Linked DNA regions of Homo sapiens: region 1 is linked to region 2. The links are chromatin loops, found by intact Hi-C in ENCODE. Cell type or tissue: CD4-positive, alpha-beta T cell. All regions are shown on one strand.

Region 1 (8,000 bases), 350 kb after region 2:
TGGACTACACTCTGTGCTCCCAGCATCTCATCCTGTAACCTCTTGTCTTCTCTCCACCCTCTTCCTCTACACCCTCATCTGCCAAGACTTCTGCTTCACCACAGAGTGGATGACTCCCATTCCCACACTCGACAAACACCCCCCACATGCTTACTATGTGCCAGGCGCATCTACCTAATATGTGCCAATCTCCTCCCAACCCTGGCCAGTTCTCACTGTAACAGCATATGAGATTCAATGGGTAAAGAAGAGCATGGGAAAATGAAGGTTTCTGTCTTACAGATGAAGGGAAGCTGTCACTCAAGGGCAGGTAGGATGGCAGGAAGGGAAATATCTCTGATCTCTAGTGTCCTACCTCCAGGACACATGAAAAGATGTGCTTAGAAGATCAACATAGCAACTGACCTATTGCAATGCAGAGCTGGTCTGTCCTGGCCCAGGAGAATCTGGAAATACATTCAGACCTGGAGGCAGATAAAATAGTCTACTTCCTCCCTTTGCTTTCTCCTAGTATAGAAAGTTGCCACATGTCCACTTTCCCTCGTTTACCCACCTTCCTCCCAGTGGAAGAACACACAACTCCACCAAAAACATCTCCCAAGCTAGATCGAAAGTTCTATTATGGGTCTTTCTCAAGATATAGCTTAAGATAAGGAAAAATTATTTTCAAAATGACAGAGGAAGGAAGGTAGGAGCCTGTGGAATTCAGGAAAAAAAACTAGAGGGAAGTTTCCTGAGTGGGTGATATTAGGAACATGGAAGTGTCTTGCAGATTAAGAAGCCCCAGATTCATCCTTTTGGTCCTCCAGTTCAGGCCAATACAGAAAAGGATATGAGAGTTGTTACCCAGTGAGGATCAAAGCATCCATCTTATTAATGGCTGGACAGCTGTGCCACAGCCCAGAGCGCAGGGCTGTCTGTGGAAACTGGATGGGAGACCTCAGGCTAAAGGGCCCCTGCCCACATTCCCAACCCCGACTGACTCACTGAATGAACAGAAACAGGGCTGGAGAAGCCACTATCAGGCTCTTATCTGTAAGATCAACTACTCTTCCCCCGGGAGGAGGAGGGAAGGAATGGAAAGGTAGACTGGGAAATATTCCCTCCAACCTGCTCTTCTTGTTGGGAGGGGATAGGAAAGAACGCCCCCAACACAGAGTCACATAAGAGAGACAGCCTTCTCTCTTCTGAAGCCTTTGGGCTTAACAGGTGAGCCTGAGATCTGCGATCAGCCACAGCTGTGATTGGAGGGGTGAGGGAGAGAAGATCAGCAGCACATCAGAGTGGTCTTCTACCCTGCAGCTATTTGGCCATTTGTGGCCTTAAAAAGTGGCCTTACCATATGCCCACTGATTTAATATACAGTAGCTCCCACTATGTGGTAGGCCCTAGTTGCAAATGCTTTATACATATTTACCAATTTAGCCCTTGCAAAAGACTTAAAAAGTTTGTTATCTCCATTTTAAGATGAAAAAAATTAAAGTACAGCTCCTCACCACAGTTCTTTCCTCCTGAAATTGGTGGCTTGACAAGTTTACTGTTGATACCCAAGCCTCTGATTTGAGTTCAAATAGAACACAAATTAACTCCAAGACTGTACTGTTCCCTAGACTCTATTTCCTCTCTCCAATCTGCTCAGTCATGTTGCTCAGTAGAGCTCACTTGAGGGTTACAAATAAGTACTATGTAGCAGCATAAAAGATCAAATAATTCAACACCAGCAAAAAAAAAAAAAAAAAAAAAAAAGTCCTAAATTTGAACATAAAACCTCTTCTAATTTTTCTTTCTTTCTTTCTTTTTTTTTTTTTTTTTTTTTAAGGCAGGGTCTCATTCTGTCATTCTGTCACCCAAGCTGGAATGCAGTGGCACAATCTCTGCTCACTGCAACCTCTGCCTCATGGGCTCAAGCAATCCTCCTAATTTCAAAAGGCACAAAGAACAAAATTGAAATACACTCTTTCAGTGCAAGAAAAGTAAAGTCCAAAATTCCTCCCCTCCCAATGTTTTCCTCATCCTTAGCCCAGAGTCTCATTCAAAAGGCATCTAGGTATGTCCATTTGTCTAGACATCTCCATTCTTAAAGAAAATTCATTTCCCAGCCAGGCATGGTGGCTCTCGCCTGTAATACCAACACTTTAGGAGGCCAAAGTGGCAGGATCACTTGAGGTCAGGAGTTTGAGAGCAGCCTGAGCAACATAGCAAGACCCCCATCCTTATTTAAAAAAAAAAAAATATATATATATATATATATATAAAATTAGCTGGGCATGGTGGTGCACACATATAGTCCCAGCTACTTGGGTGGCTGACACAAAAGGGTCGCCTGAGCCCAGGAGTTCAACGCTGCAGTGAGCTATGATTGCGCCACTACCCTCCAGCCCAGGGTGACAGAGCAAGGCTATGTCTCTGAATAAATAAATAGAAAATCCATTCCCAAAAACTCATTCTCTGTCTCCCCCAACCAGCTGCCAGGCTCTGGCTGGGCCTTCAAACATGAAAAACTTTGTGACCTGTTGGGATGAGGTGGAGAGAGTGGTTTTTTTTTCTTTTTTTTTTTTTTCCTTCTCTTTTTTTTAGACGGAGTCTCGCTCTGTCAGCAGGCTGGAGTGCAATGGTGCGATCTCAGCTCACTGCAACCTCCACCTCCTGGGTTCAAGCAATTCTCCTGCCTCAGCCTCCCAAGTAGTTAGGACTACAGGCACGGGCCACCATGCCTAGCTAATTTTTGTATTTTTAGTAGAGATGGGGTTTTACCATGTTGGCCAGGATGGTCTCAATCTCTTGACCTTGTGATCCGCACGCCTGGGCCTCCCAAAGTGCCGGGATTACAGGCGTGAGCCACCACACCCAGCCTGGGAGTGGTTTTTGTCATTTTTGTTGCTCCAGCTGTTTGGTAGAATAAGATCTGGAAGAGAAAGGGGGGGGTACACACACTCTCCCTATCACTTTAGCTTCCCAATGTGGAGATAGGGTTAGGTACCTGCGTCTCCATCCTCTCTCTGGCCCGGGGTGAGCCACCGCCTAGGTCTCTAAGGTGTGACTACAAGAAGGATCATGGTGAAGCCTCACAAATCTGTAGAGGATGAGGAGGACACAGAGCCACCAGCATGGGGCATGTTCCCTGGGAGTCAGGGGAAAGGCTGCTATGCCTGGAGGCAGGGGACTGGCTCCCTCCTGGTCTTTTTCCCCCTGAAATGTGAGTAGTTCCTCTGGCATCTACAAGGTTGACTTAATCCAACCCCAAGGAGCTCATGGGTCCCTCCTTTTCAAAGTTAGAGTAACTAGGATACACGAAATACCATGCACCAGCTCTGCACCAACCAAACTCAGAAACACAAGCACATTCTCAGGCCCCAGAGCAATTATGTGCCCAGGCCCTAGTGCATGGTTTTTTGTGGGGCTTTTAAGGGTTGTTTTGTTTGTTTGTTTGTTTGTTTGTTTGTTTTGCAGGGGTAGAAGGTGGAAGAAAAAAACCTTCTACACAGGTTCAAGGTGCAGAGAGAGATGTCATGGAGGGCCAGCGCTCAGCCGCAGTGCCTCAGGTATACCTGGCTCCATGCAGGTTCTCCAGCCACACTTCTGCTGCTGCTTGTGGGCCTCATCTCATCTGTGTTCCTCCTACATGTCATTATCAGTGAGCAGCTCACGGCAGCATAGCGGGAGGAATTTGTCTTGCTTAACCAGGGAAGGTTCAGTTGCGTTGGAAGAGGGGATGGCAAGGCATCTCCATGTCAGTCTCCTCCTCAAGGCTCAAAAGACACATGGGGCACTTGAGCTGTGCAGGAATCCCATGGCTAATGCCAGCATCATACTGTGGCAGAAACTAAGTGGTATCTGCAAGAAGAGAGAAAGCCTTGACTTCACAAGTGGGAGAAATCTCTCGTGGAGTGACTAATGTTGGCATTAAGTTTGCCTTCAGAGGGTGGGGTCATGTATACAGCCTCTTCTTTCAAAGTGGGGGCTTAGGATATTTCTATCATCTTATGATATTTAGAAGTTTAAGCTTGATTCAATCATACCACAATGTATACATATATCGAAACATCACATTGTACCCCTTAAATGTATACAACTATGATTTGTCAATTAAAAAATTAAAAATTTTTAGAAAACATAGAATCTCAGACGTGACTAGATCTATTTATTTCACGCATGAATTCCCTTTAGAGTGTATTTCATCTTCTCAGTAATTCTGTGGCATGCTTCCTCAGGACATGGGCAATAACAGCCCCCAAACCCCCATTAAAAAAAAAAAAAACCTGCATTCCTTTGAAACTTACCTAATAATGTTTCACCACTAAACTTCCTGTTCGTCTTCCCTCACTCTGTGCAAGTGACTGGGTCAACGCTCCCTCTAGCGGCCTCAAACTGTTTTGCATCGTTGTTAAATCTCTCCAGGCCCCATTCACCCTCCGTGATCTAGAAATAAATAAATATTCTGCTCTCTTCTAGTTCCATCCTTAAAACTATCTAGGCATAGAGCCATTTCCCTTCTCTTTTAATGTATCTCAAGCATGGGCTCTATGAACTCAAACTTTCTCCTGAGAAAATCTCATCTTTTCTCCCAACTCAATCAACAGAACTGCCCTCTTTTTTCTTTTCCCTTTCTGTCTGACTTGTCTCACTATAAGACCAAGACTTGTACCTTATATGAACCCCACGTTTCCCTGATTCTTAGGAAAATATGATTTCTAAAGAGTTTTCCAGGTACAGGACTTGTTCATTTCTCCCATACTCTTCAAGTTTATAGTAATTCCATGGAGTTTTTCTTCACTTTCACCCAGTGACATTTCCTCCACATAAAGGATCCCATTATTTTTATCTGTATGAAGTCGACCACACCTCTGTGGTTAATCCCACAGTGGGACTCTGAAATCTGAAACCCTGGCTGGAGCTTCATAAATGTACAACCCCAAGCCACTTTGAGACTACGTGGTAGGAAATAATCCCAGGAGCCTGTGATCAGGCCATAAACAAAATCCCTCCTGAGTCTTCCTGCCACCCTAAATGCAGTTCAAAACAAAGCACACATTGGGACCTGCATCTGTGGGTGAGAAAAAAGAACAAGAGAAACGTGTTAAATGAAAACTAGGAAAAAAGTGAACAACAACATAAAAGAAACCAAACTAGACAATCAGTTGGACAGCCAACCTAGCATCACCTACTAAATATTAACACACATCATCTGAAGCCAAAATTTCACAGCCTTATGCTCTGTACCCAAGTGGAATTGGGATAATTTCATTCCAGCCTCAGCTGCACCCACGCAGCTGCAGGTCAGAGTTACCTTTAGAGTGTTTGCTGTTAAAATCCACTGTATTTGGGTCCCCCAAGGCCAGTCTTTGACTTCACCATCACAGCTCCAGGGAGGGCCACCAGCACGTCATCCCTCTGCCCCTCTGAGTCTGGCCAATGGAGAAGGTGTCCAGAGAACAAGGAGCAAAAAGGAAACCAAAACATCGATTGTATTAACAGCCAGACAAGTGCCGGGGAACCCACAGCACTCTGACCTCTCTGGCAAGGCTGAGCTGGAGAATGCTATCGAGACACAAGCCCAAAAGGGGCCTTCTCTCTGTCCTGCCTGAGCCACTAAACGGTGAGAGAAACAGCATGCATCCCCCAGGGAAGAGGTGGGAAGGTGAAGTCCTGTCCAAGTGTGCACCCTCATGAGAGAGGGCAGGAGGGAAAGAGGCAAAGCTGTTGAGGAACATTCCTGTTGATGCATTAACTCCGCCCCCTGGTGAAACGTGGTGTAATAAATGTTCTGTCTCACCAGCTGTCATAGCATCTCACCCTGTGGGAAGGAGCAGTCACCCAGAAGAGAGCCTTTCATCTTGTATTAGTTTTCTAATTACAAATTACCACAAATTTACCAGCTTAAAACAACACAAATTAATTATTTTACAGTTCTGTAGTTCAGGAGTTCCAGATGGGTCTCACTGGGCTAAAATCAAGGCATGTCAGCAGGCAGGGCTGCGTTCCTTTCTGGAGTCTCTAGGGGAGAATTCATTTCCTTGCCCTTTCCAGCTTCTAAAGGCTGTCCACAGTCTTTGGCCCATGGCCCCATTCCTCCATTTTCAAAGCCAGCCCCATCCGGCCAAGGCTTCTCACCCTGCCATCAGTCTAGTTATCTCTTTGGAATCCTTTGTCCACATTTAGGGATGCTTGAGATTATACCAGGCCCACCCAGATAATCTAGGAGAATTTCCCTATTTTAAGACCAGCTGATTAGCAACCTCAGTTCAATCTGCAACCTTAATTCTCTGTTGCCAGTGTAACCCAACACACTTACAGGTTCTGTGATTTCCGACGTGGACCTCTTTGTGGGGCCATTAGTTATTCTGCTCCCACACATCTCCCATGGGATTAGCCACCACTCACATCCCCCCTTAAGCCATAGGAATCAGTCACCAAAGGCCTTGAAACCATTCAGGTAGGCACCAAGGTCTATTCCTTGTCCTGATTCCTCTTGTAGAAAGGTGGGCAACCAAGATCCTTGGGTTCTGTCTCTCTGTTGACCACAGTCACTTCCAGGACCAAGCCAAAGCTTTCAGATATATTTGTCATCCAGAACCCCTACCCTGTTTGGCTCTGTCAGCCCCAAATCTAGCCCAATTCTCTCTGCCCAGTCTCTCTCTGCCAAACCCTTTTACTATGCCCTCTAGAACTCCTGATCAGTGGTCAGTAAATTCCTTGGTATTCCCAATGTCTTGTTTTGAATTTTCTCTCTATTGCTTAATCTCCCTTTTTTTTCTTTCTTCTCCCAACTTTCAACTGATACCCGTTTTTTCTTCTTTCTTCTCCCATCTTTCAACTGATATTGCCTAATCTAAAATAACATTTTAAGGCCAGGTGTGGTGGCTCATGCCTGTAATTCTAGAGCTTTGGGAGGCCAAGGTGGGAGGAACGCTTGAGGCTAGGTTTTCAAGACCAGACTAGGCAACATAGCAAGACCCTGTCTCTAAAATAAAAACAATTAGCTGGGCATGGTGGCACGTGCCTGTAGCCCCAGCTACTTCAGAGGCTGAGGTGGGAGGATCACTTAAGCCCAGGAGTTCAAGGCTGCAGTGAGCTACAATCATGCCACTGTACTCCAGCCTGGGTGAGAGAGTAAGAACCTGTCCTTTAAAAAATAATAATAATAATAATTTCAGATTTTCTGAGACTCTGACAACCTCTATTTCACTCTCAAGTGGAAACTGCTTTCTCCTTTAGCCACCAACCGCCTCAGAATCCGAAGGTGGGAAGAAGGATTTTCCTCCTTGTTCTCCACTGCCACTTCTAAACCATTCCTCTTCCGTTCTACTCCAAAATCTCCCCTTCTTTGAAGCTCAGAATACATGCTGCGCCCTCCTACCAACCCCTCTCCCTTACAGGGAGCCCCTAACCTCAGCACCTGGTCTTCCTCTTCCCACTTGCTCCTGTCCTTTTTTGAGGACTGTCAGTGTTCATGCCGATGACCCCCCAACACTCTGACTTCTCAGTTCTTAACCTTTGTACCTCAGCCTACGCGCCACCACAGCCACTTCCAAAATCCTAAATTCAAGAATCCCACGTCTGGCCACAATTTCCTGCCCTTCCATCTCCATTACAGTAGAAGTCCAGTTGTAACAATTCTTTGACCTGATCCAGACCTCCGATTCACTGACCCTGCCATTTTTTCCATGTAGCTAATAACTTCATTTCCCAAGCTTCCTTACAGACAGATGTGGCCAAGTGACTAGGTTTTGGACAGGAGGATATGAACAAATACAATAAGGGCAAATGACAGGTGGTGCCCTTGACAGAAAGAGTGTGTCCTCCCTTTCTCCTTTCTAAATCCTTCACGCTGACTGGAATGAGATAAAGGCATGGGAGCTAGAGCAGCCCTCTTAGGCCACTAAATGGAAGCTACATATTGAAAAGAAAGGGTAACGAGATAGAATGTCCAGAATATTGTGGAGCCACCATATTATCTCTGTTTAACTTCTGTTCTGTTGAAGCCATGCCATTACAATCTT
Region 2 (8,000 bases):
GTTGTGGTCCTCATGAGATTACAAATGGAGAGCAGTTTTACACAAAGCTAACCACTCTTAAATAAAATAAATTCTCCCTTACCTTGACAAATATCTAACCATAAAGACCCAGAAGTCCAGATTTCAATCTAGGATTCTCAGACTGTTAGGACTTCTGTGCTAAAATGTGACAGTGTGAGCAGAACCACTCCCCAGCTCCTGACCTGTTCCCTTATCTTCCAGTGCCCAGACCTGTCCTATACCATAAGGGACCTTGCATGTCCATGTTTGGTTACCCGAGCCTGCACATCCAAATGCCACAAGCTCCCACCTACACAAAGAGCCATTGGTCATCATTTGGGCCTAGGCTGCATACACTACTGGAGAGGTCAGCCCTTGAGAGAACAGTCATCAGGCAAAACCAGCGCACATTCCTGCAACCGGCTTGGGGCCATTTGACCAGCAAACTTTGTGATTCTGGGTAACCAAAGAATGTTCTAGAAGGAATAGTGCAGGACTAGGTGGGCACATTCTCTAAGTCCACCAACTCTTCGTGTTCTCTAAGTCCACCAACTCTTCTGACCCTCTAAGACTCAGAACTCCTCTCGCCTGGGTCTATGGAAGATACTTCCATGAAGTGTTGGGATCTCTTTAAAAAGCTTTTAAATCCTTGCCACAAAAAGAAGCCGTGATTATTTGAAATATCATTTGCATGTATGTCACCTCTCCTTGAATGTAGAGCTACACCTCCGCTCCTGCCTTCCTCATTACTGTGTCCCTGACACCACAGAAGAGGCTGTCTCTCAAGTACACTCAGCCTCCTTCCCCTACAGCTACCTGCCACCTGCACCTTTCCTTACCCCCTTTCCCCCTTGGCTCTGGCTGAGTTCTGTGGGATCTTGGTTACAGGTGCAAAGCAACAGTGAGGAGGAGCAGAGTCAGAGTCGCTGGCCCAGCAGACCCAGGCACCCCCACCACCACCAGACTTTTGCTGGCAAAGACTCGTGAAGTAAGTGGGCCTCTCTCAGGCAGTTCTCAAACCTGGCTGCACATTGTAATCAAATGAGGAAGGTTTTTTTTTTTTAAACCCATAATAAAGGGTCCCACATTCTGTAATTCTGATTTAATTGGAAACCAATGACTAATTATTTTAAGCTTCCAGGTAATTCTATTATGGCTGGAAAATACCTCTCTAGATCAATGATGCCCAGGCTTTGGCAGGCATCACAATCACCTGGAGGGCTTGTTAAAATACAAATGACCAGATCCCAGCTCCCAGAGTGTCTGATTGAATTGGCCTGGATAGAACCAAAGAATTTGCATTTCTAAGAAGTTCTCAGGTGATGCTATTGCTGCTGGTCTGGTAATCACAGTCTGAGAACTGCTGTTCCAGGAGACATTGTGTAGAACTTTAATATTCAAACTGTAGTGTACAGATACAAGGAGCATCAGCATCCCCTGGGATTTTGTTAGAAATGTGGACTGTCAGCCCCCACCCCAGACCTAATGAATCACAGTTTTACCAAGATCTTTAGGTTAGATAATTGATTGCATATTGAAGTTTGAAACTCATTGTAGTAGAAGTTTTGTAACAGGTGAGGACCAGCCATGGAAATCAATATCCCAACACCTGCTTTCAGCTATGTTCTAATCAGCCCACATCATTGAACTCAGAGCAGACTCCTCAATGTACCTCACAGCTATGCTCATTTAGGGTCTGAGCTCCCTTCTGCAACTGTGGTCTGATGAAGGTAGCTCTCCCTCCCCTCCTCAAAGCAGGAAATGAATTTCACATTGTTATTTATTGCAGCTAAAATTTCTTTCCTCCAGATATGAGTTTTTCAGTATTAATTTTTTCAGAGATATCTCTTATACCTTTAAATAGTTTGGCCAGTAATTTATTATTTAAACTAATGAAAATTAATCTTTCTGTAGTTTTAACCACCTATCTGCTACAACCACAAAGAAAATGGCATAAGGGATAATGGTATTTTCCCCAGATAGTATAAATTAAAATCTTTATTGAATTAAGTAAATAAATCTTGCTTAGAGATTCCTTTATTTTGGATATCTTGGTACCATTTTCTACATTTTCTAGTCTAATTGTTTTCTTAGTTAATACTCCAAAATTTCAGTGGTACTTGCTCAGACACACAAAGATATTTACAATTCTAACTGTTTTAATTCTAATTCTCTGTGGTTTTAGGAATCTAATCACTCTTGTTTCTCTCTTACCTACTACCTACATCTCAGGGTATATGAATCATATGTATGTATTTAGTCACAAAAGAGGTAAATAGCAGAAGGCATCAATATGTCATATGCACTTCAAGAAGTTTCAGATGGTTTCAGTTGCTGGTCTGGCATGTTAGGAGCTAGAAGCGGCCACTCCACCCAAACAACAAGTAAAAACCTGAACAGACTGAAAAATTAGTAACCGTTCTAGACCCATCAGAGAAGTGGGTCACAGGGCAAACCACTTCTCCTCAAATTAGAGAAATAGGCAAATGCAAAGATTTATGACTTGTTAGAGCAAAAACCCCAAAGCATAAACTCCCCCAGGAATCAGAACCACGGTAGAGAACCCGGACAATAACCGAGGAATTACTGGATGCTCAGCATGGACCAGTCTGAGAAATAAAAACTCTAGGGAGACCCAGTCATTGGGAGGCCCCTTGTTTCTGGGAGTCTTACTTCTAGGAGCTCAACCATGTTCTCACAGGAAATACTGGAGAAAAATCCCCTAGTGTTTCCCGCAGGGGGCGGGAGAAAGGAACCATTTTGAAATGCAGCAGAGCATTCTATTCCTCTTAACAAAGTCTTCCCTCGGGAGAAACTAGATACCAAAAACCTAACCGGATGAGGTTTTATCAGAGACTAACCGACCTGAAGGAAGGGAAACACCCAACTCCTGCCTACTCTAGCCATCCCGTCCCATTAAAGGGGACAGAGAGGATGAGAAGCACAGGTGAGAGTCACAATCCAGAGGCACAGTCTCACTGGAAGACTGAGACCTAACCATAAGACCATGGAACGCTTCCCTTCTCCCTAAACCTTACCACCACATTACTAAAAGCCTATTTACATCAATTTCTTTTACTCAGTACATCGCGTCCAGTTGTAAAAAAAAGACATAGTAAAAGGCAAAAACAGGTTGAAGAAACAGAGAAAACGTTAAAACCAGTCTCAGATATGACAGGGATGTTAGGATTATCAAACTGGAAATTTAAAACAACTAAAATGATAAGGGCTCTAATGGATAAAGTAGTCTGTGCGCAAGAACAAATGAACAGAGAGATGGAAATCCTTAGAGTAAAAAAAATGCTAGAGATAAAAAATGGTGTCACAGAAATGAGGAATGCCTTTGATGGGCTTATTGGTGGACTGGACATGGCTGAGGAAAGAATCTCTGAGCTTGAGACTATAGCTATAAAAACCACCAAAACTGAAAAGCTAAGAGAAGACTGAAAAAAATATAAGAGAATATCCATGAAATGTGGGACAGTTACAAAAGGTGTAACATATGCATAATGGAAATTCCAGAAGGAGAAGAAAGAGAGAAAGAAATAAAAGAAATATCTGAAACAATAATAATTGAGAATTCCCCCAAATGAATGTCAGATACCAAACCACAGATCCAGAGAGCTCAGAGAACACCGAAAAGAATAAACACACGCACAAAAAAACGCAAAAATCTACACCTAAGCTTATAATTTTTAAACTACAGAAAATCACAAGTAAAGGGAAAAATCATAAAAGAAGCCAGAAGGAAAAAACACCTTACCTATAAAAAAACAAAGATAAGAATTACATGCAACTTCTCCTCAGAAAATGTGTAGTATATACTCCACAAGTAGGTTCTTGCCAAGAATTGAATTTACTCTAAAATGCAACACTTTGCTTAAGTGTTGTTTGTCCAGCAGATGTCAGCCTTGCACAAGAAAAAAAATGCCAAGATGTTCCACAAAGCAGGCTGTGTGCAGGATTTATATGGTTATACATTCCTGGGCAATCTATGCAATGCAATGCCCAGAACACAAGTTCCTCTCACAAACCTGTCCCAACTTTGTCTAAAGGTCAGTATTTTAAAATATCAGAATTGAATTGCTAGGGAGAAAGTATTGCTAGGAGTCATACATTTCAAGTACCTAACTAGATTCCATTTTCTGCCAGTGATGGGGCTTCATTACAGCAGGAGAGGCAATGGTTTAAAATGCTGTATTTTATTGATTCTAAGGCACACATTTTTCCACATTTTAACATCTCTGAAATTAGGTTGTGCCTTAAAATTCATAGTGTCAGCCAATTTAGTTGTCTTTTTTTGCCTCCTTAAGTGGAATGTAAAATAATTATGAGTCTTACAAAAAATGGTTTATGATCATCAATGAAATAGCATAACTTTATAAATTAAATGCACTTTTTCTCTCAAGTAAGTTAGGAAAATATTTTGTGATTTTTTTCTATGATTACCTAGAAGAATAAGAGATCTCTTCTTTCCTGACGCAGTCTTTGGCTGAGGAAGGGGTCACAGTAGTTCCCAAATTTTTCCAATGTCCTGTGCATTTGTTTAACCATCTTTTCACAAAGCTATAACCTATTTCTCTCAATCCACTCCTCTATTACCCTTTAAGAAATCTCAAGAAGCGGAGAGAGCTATAGCAACAGCTCAGTACTGCCAATATTAAAGCCTGTGTGATAAATATGGAAGGGGGAAGTTCACTCACCACAATCAAAGGCAGAGCTAAGTGGGATAATTTTTTTCAGTTCTGCTGGGAAATAGTCCCACTTCTGCCTTTTTCAGAGTCTGTAATTATTTCCTGGAGATTAGTGATCTTCCATTATAATGTCGTTTTAAGTTCCAGGTATTAACTACTACTTGTTAGTAGTGGATAGGAAGTGGTAGCAGCACTCAGCCAGCCACCGTGTAGCGTTGTGCAGCCCATGCATTGCCCAGAGACACCCAGCTGAGTAGGCAAATGGGAATTAGAATCCAGCCCTACTGAGCTTGCCATCCAAAAACTCTAGGGCTTTCATCTTCTAAGAGCGAGCTCCATTTTTTTCTAATTCATTCACATAGGGTGAGTGCCTTTCTGTAATTAGCACAAGGGCACTGCTGTGGTTTGAATGAGTCTCGCAAAGTTGGTATATTGGAACCTTAACCCCCCATGCAGTGCTGAGAGGTCAAACCTTTGAGAGGTGACTAGGTCATGAGGGCTCTGTCCTCGTAAATGGATTAATGTCACTATTGTGGGAGAGGATTCGTTATCTCAAGTGAGCTTGTTATAAAACCAAGTTTGGCTGTGTCTTGCTTTCTTGCCCTCTCACGCTGTCTTCCCCCTCCATCTTCCGCCATGGGATGATGCTACAAGGAGGCCCTCACCAGATGCAGGCTTTTGACCTTGGATTTGCCAGCCTCCAGAATTGTAAGAAATAAATTTCTTTTCTTTAAAAATTGCCGTTATCTGTGGTATTGTCATGGCAACACGAAATGAAGTCAAACAGGCACCTTTTCTATTAAAAGAGGACCTTGACCCGCAGCCAACAGCTTTCTTCACTTGCCACCTTCTCATTTAGTCTCTGCTGGGAAAGAGGTTTTAATCTTCCTCCAAGTTCCTGAGAAAGGATGACCCACATCTTTCCTCATAATTTCCACCATGCTCAAAAATGTCAAATTCACAGCCCTTTCTATTGGTTTCCTGTGTTGACATTTAAACCACTTGACCTTTATCACACTTATAAGCGGCAGAGCCAAGGAGAAAGTTTTTATTTTTTTGTCGTTCTTTTTGTTTCTTTTACCAGATCTGAGGTAGCACAGGTCAATATTTATTCTCTTTGTGAAGTGACCATATCTAGAGGTGGAAGTTTTCATTTTTATGGTCACCCCTGCTGGTGGCAGCAGAAGAGACAGGAGGGACTAGGTGGGAATGCTCGTTCAGAGCACAAGACAAAGAAGAAAACTAGCTTGAGATACCCCCAAATGGTGGGTAACTCAAAGCACTATCTGTTTGTACTTGGTGGAACCTGTGTAAGTTGGGTAGCTACAGTCTTCTCTTTGATGTAAGATTGTCCTATGTGATAATATTACCAATAACAATATATATAGGGATTACTACATAGCAGACAGTATCTTTAGCACTTATGGATATTAAATCATTTCATCCTATGACATAAGGTCTTTCATTATTCCCCATTTTATAGATGATGATACTGGACACATTTTTATATCAAAATAAATTCTGAAGAGGGACAGTCAGATGTGAAGTGTAAGAAGAGATTAGACAAGGGGGAGGGATAGTGGGAGGACATCAAGAAATTGTGAATATTTTTCCACCTCATTTACAATTCTTACCAAGGTTGTTTTGCCTCTGTTGGGAAAATATAATTAAAAACAAAATCTCCTCCCACCCCAGGAAATCACTCCACAAAGGTGTAAAAGAAAGAAAGTTTTATTTTTGAATACCATTGAAGCAGACTATGATATGTATTACAGAACATCCACTAAACAGATTGCAAACACAGAACGAAATCTTACCCTTGTACATAGCCAGGCAGATACAACCCATTACATGGCTGTTGTCAAATAAACAATACTTTGTCCTCAAGTAAGAAGACTTAACAGAATCATTTGTCACTCACAGTTCACCCTAGACTTACCTGGTAATTGGAGTGGCCATCTGTGTCAGTCAATTGGCTTTATGCAAAGAAAAAAATAAACCTCATATTTTTAAGACAGGAAGTGGTTTTTGCAAGTTAAAACAAAGTGCTTAAGTTAGATGCCCACCTGCCCATTGAGACTGGAAGAGACAGGTGCTACCCTCCTTGATAATTACATTTCAAAGGGATGGATGTCAACCTTTGTCCATTTTTTTAATTGGATGATCTATTTGTTTGTTTTGTTATTAAGTTGAAGAAGTTTCTCATATATTTTGGAATTATCATTTATTGAAAGAAGACATACAAGTGCACAACAGGTATATCAAAAGATTCTCAGTATCACTAATCATCAAGAAAATGCAAATCAAAATCACAATGAAATATTACCTTAAACCTGTTAGGATGGCTATTAGTGAAAAGAAAGATACGTGTTCGCAAGGATGTAGAGTAACTGAAACTTCTGTACACTGTTGGTAAGAATGTAACATGGTGCAACGGCTATGGAAAAGAGTACTAAGTTTCCTCAAAAAATAAAAAGTGGAACTACCATATGATGTAGCAATCCTATTTCTGGGTAATTATCCAAAAGAATTGAAATCAGGATCTTGAAGAGATATTAGCACTCCTATTTTCACTGCAGCACTATTCCCAATGACTAAGATGTGGAAACAAACTTAATGTCCATCAGTGGATGAATAGATAAAGAAAATGAGACATATATATACAGTGAAATATTATTCAGCCTTTAAAAGAAAGGAAGCCTTGCAATATGTGATGGCATGGATAATCCTGTGGACATCATCTCTCTATATAAGACTTATATGAGACAATATTTCTGAAAATGCTATACAGTATAATTACTAGAGGCTCTTTCTACCAGAAGGACTGTGTAAAGTGGTGTGGATGAAGCCAGGACCTCCTCTTCTCTGCACATCCTCAAAAGCAATTCTTACATTGCTTTCTATGTGAATGTTGACACCTGATGTTGTGTGCCTTGGCAGCCTTGGAAGTAATCTTGGTGATCCATTTGAACTACAACTTAGAAAATGGGGATTAAGCAATGCAGATAAAGATTATCTTTCTGCCTTCCACAGCCAAAGAAAGAATGAGACAGTATAGATAAAGGGAAGACTGAGGAAGAGAAAAGAAGATACAGAAGTGTTATTTTGTCTGTGGTTTTGCATTTTGTGATTTCATTTACCTGAAATCCATTTTATACTTGAATGGGCTCAAGAAAAGGACTTAGCAAGATCATGCAACTAGTTAGTGTCAGAGCCAGAACTAAGGCCCAGGTCTCCTGAGATCCAAGCCAAGGCCGTTTCCATCAGAGCATATGGCCCTGATTGAGCAGAAGTTTAGGCTGTTAC

What was found. Peaks named below come from ENCODE experiments on the same cell type or tissue, not always from the same donor. Only the 100,000 strongest peaks of a DNase experiment are listed, where the experiment ranks them.
Region 1: a loop joins it to region 2, with 3 times the contacts of the local background. A loop is called at or near these places in 50 of 110 quality-filtered maps.

What each region holds. Positions count from the first base shown.
Region 1 is chr12:54,599,732-54,607,731 of GRCh38, reverse strand. No RefSeq gene overlaps it. Among named protein-coding and RNA genes, the nearest start is that of PPP1R1A, 15 kb to the right of the region's middle. In CD4-positive, alpha-beta T cell, CTCF peaks have their summits at 4,165 and 4,364 (motif pointing left); a DNase peak (open chromatin) is centred at 4,331.
Region 2 is chr12:54,954,156-54,962,155 of GRCh38, reverse strand. TESPA1 (thymocyte expressed, positive selection associated 1) reads left to right here. Exons shown (of 11, transcript NM_001136030.3): 10 at 889-988. The coding sequence ends at 987. Among named protein-coding and RNA genes, the nearest start is that of TESPA1, 27 kb to the left of the region's middle. RefSeq lists an enhancer at 2,786-2,835. In CD4-positive, alpha-beta T cell, CTCF peaks have their summits at 3,709 and 3,908 (motif pointing right); a DNase peak (open chromatin) is centred at 3,905; H3K27ac peaks cover 2,925 bases.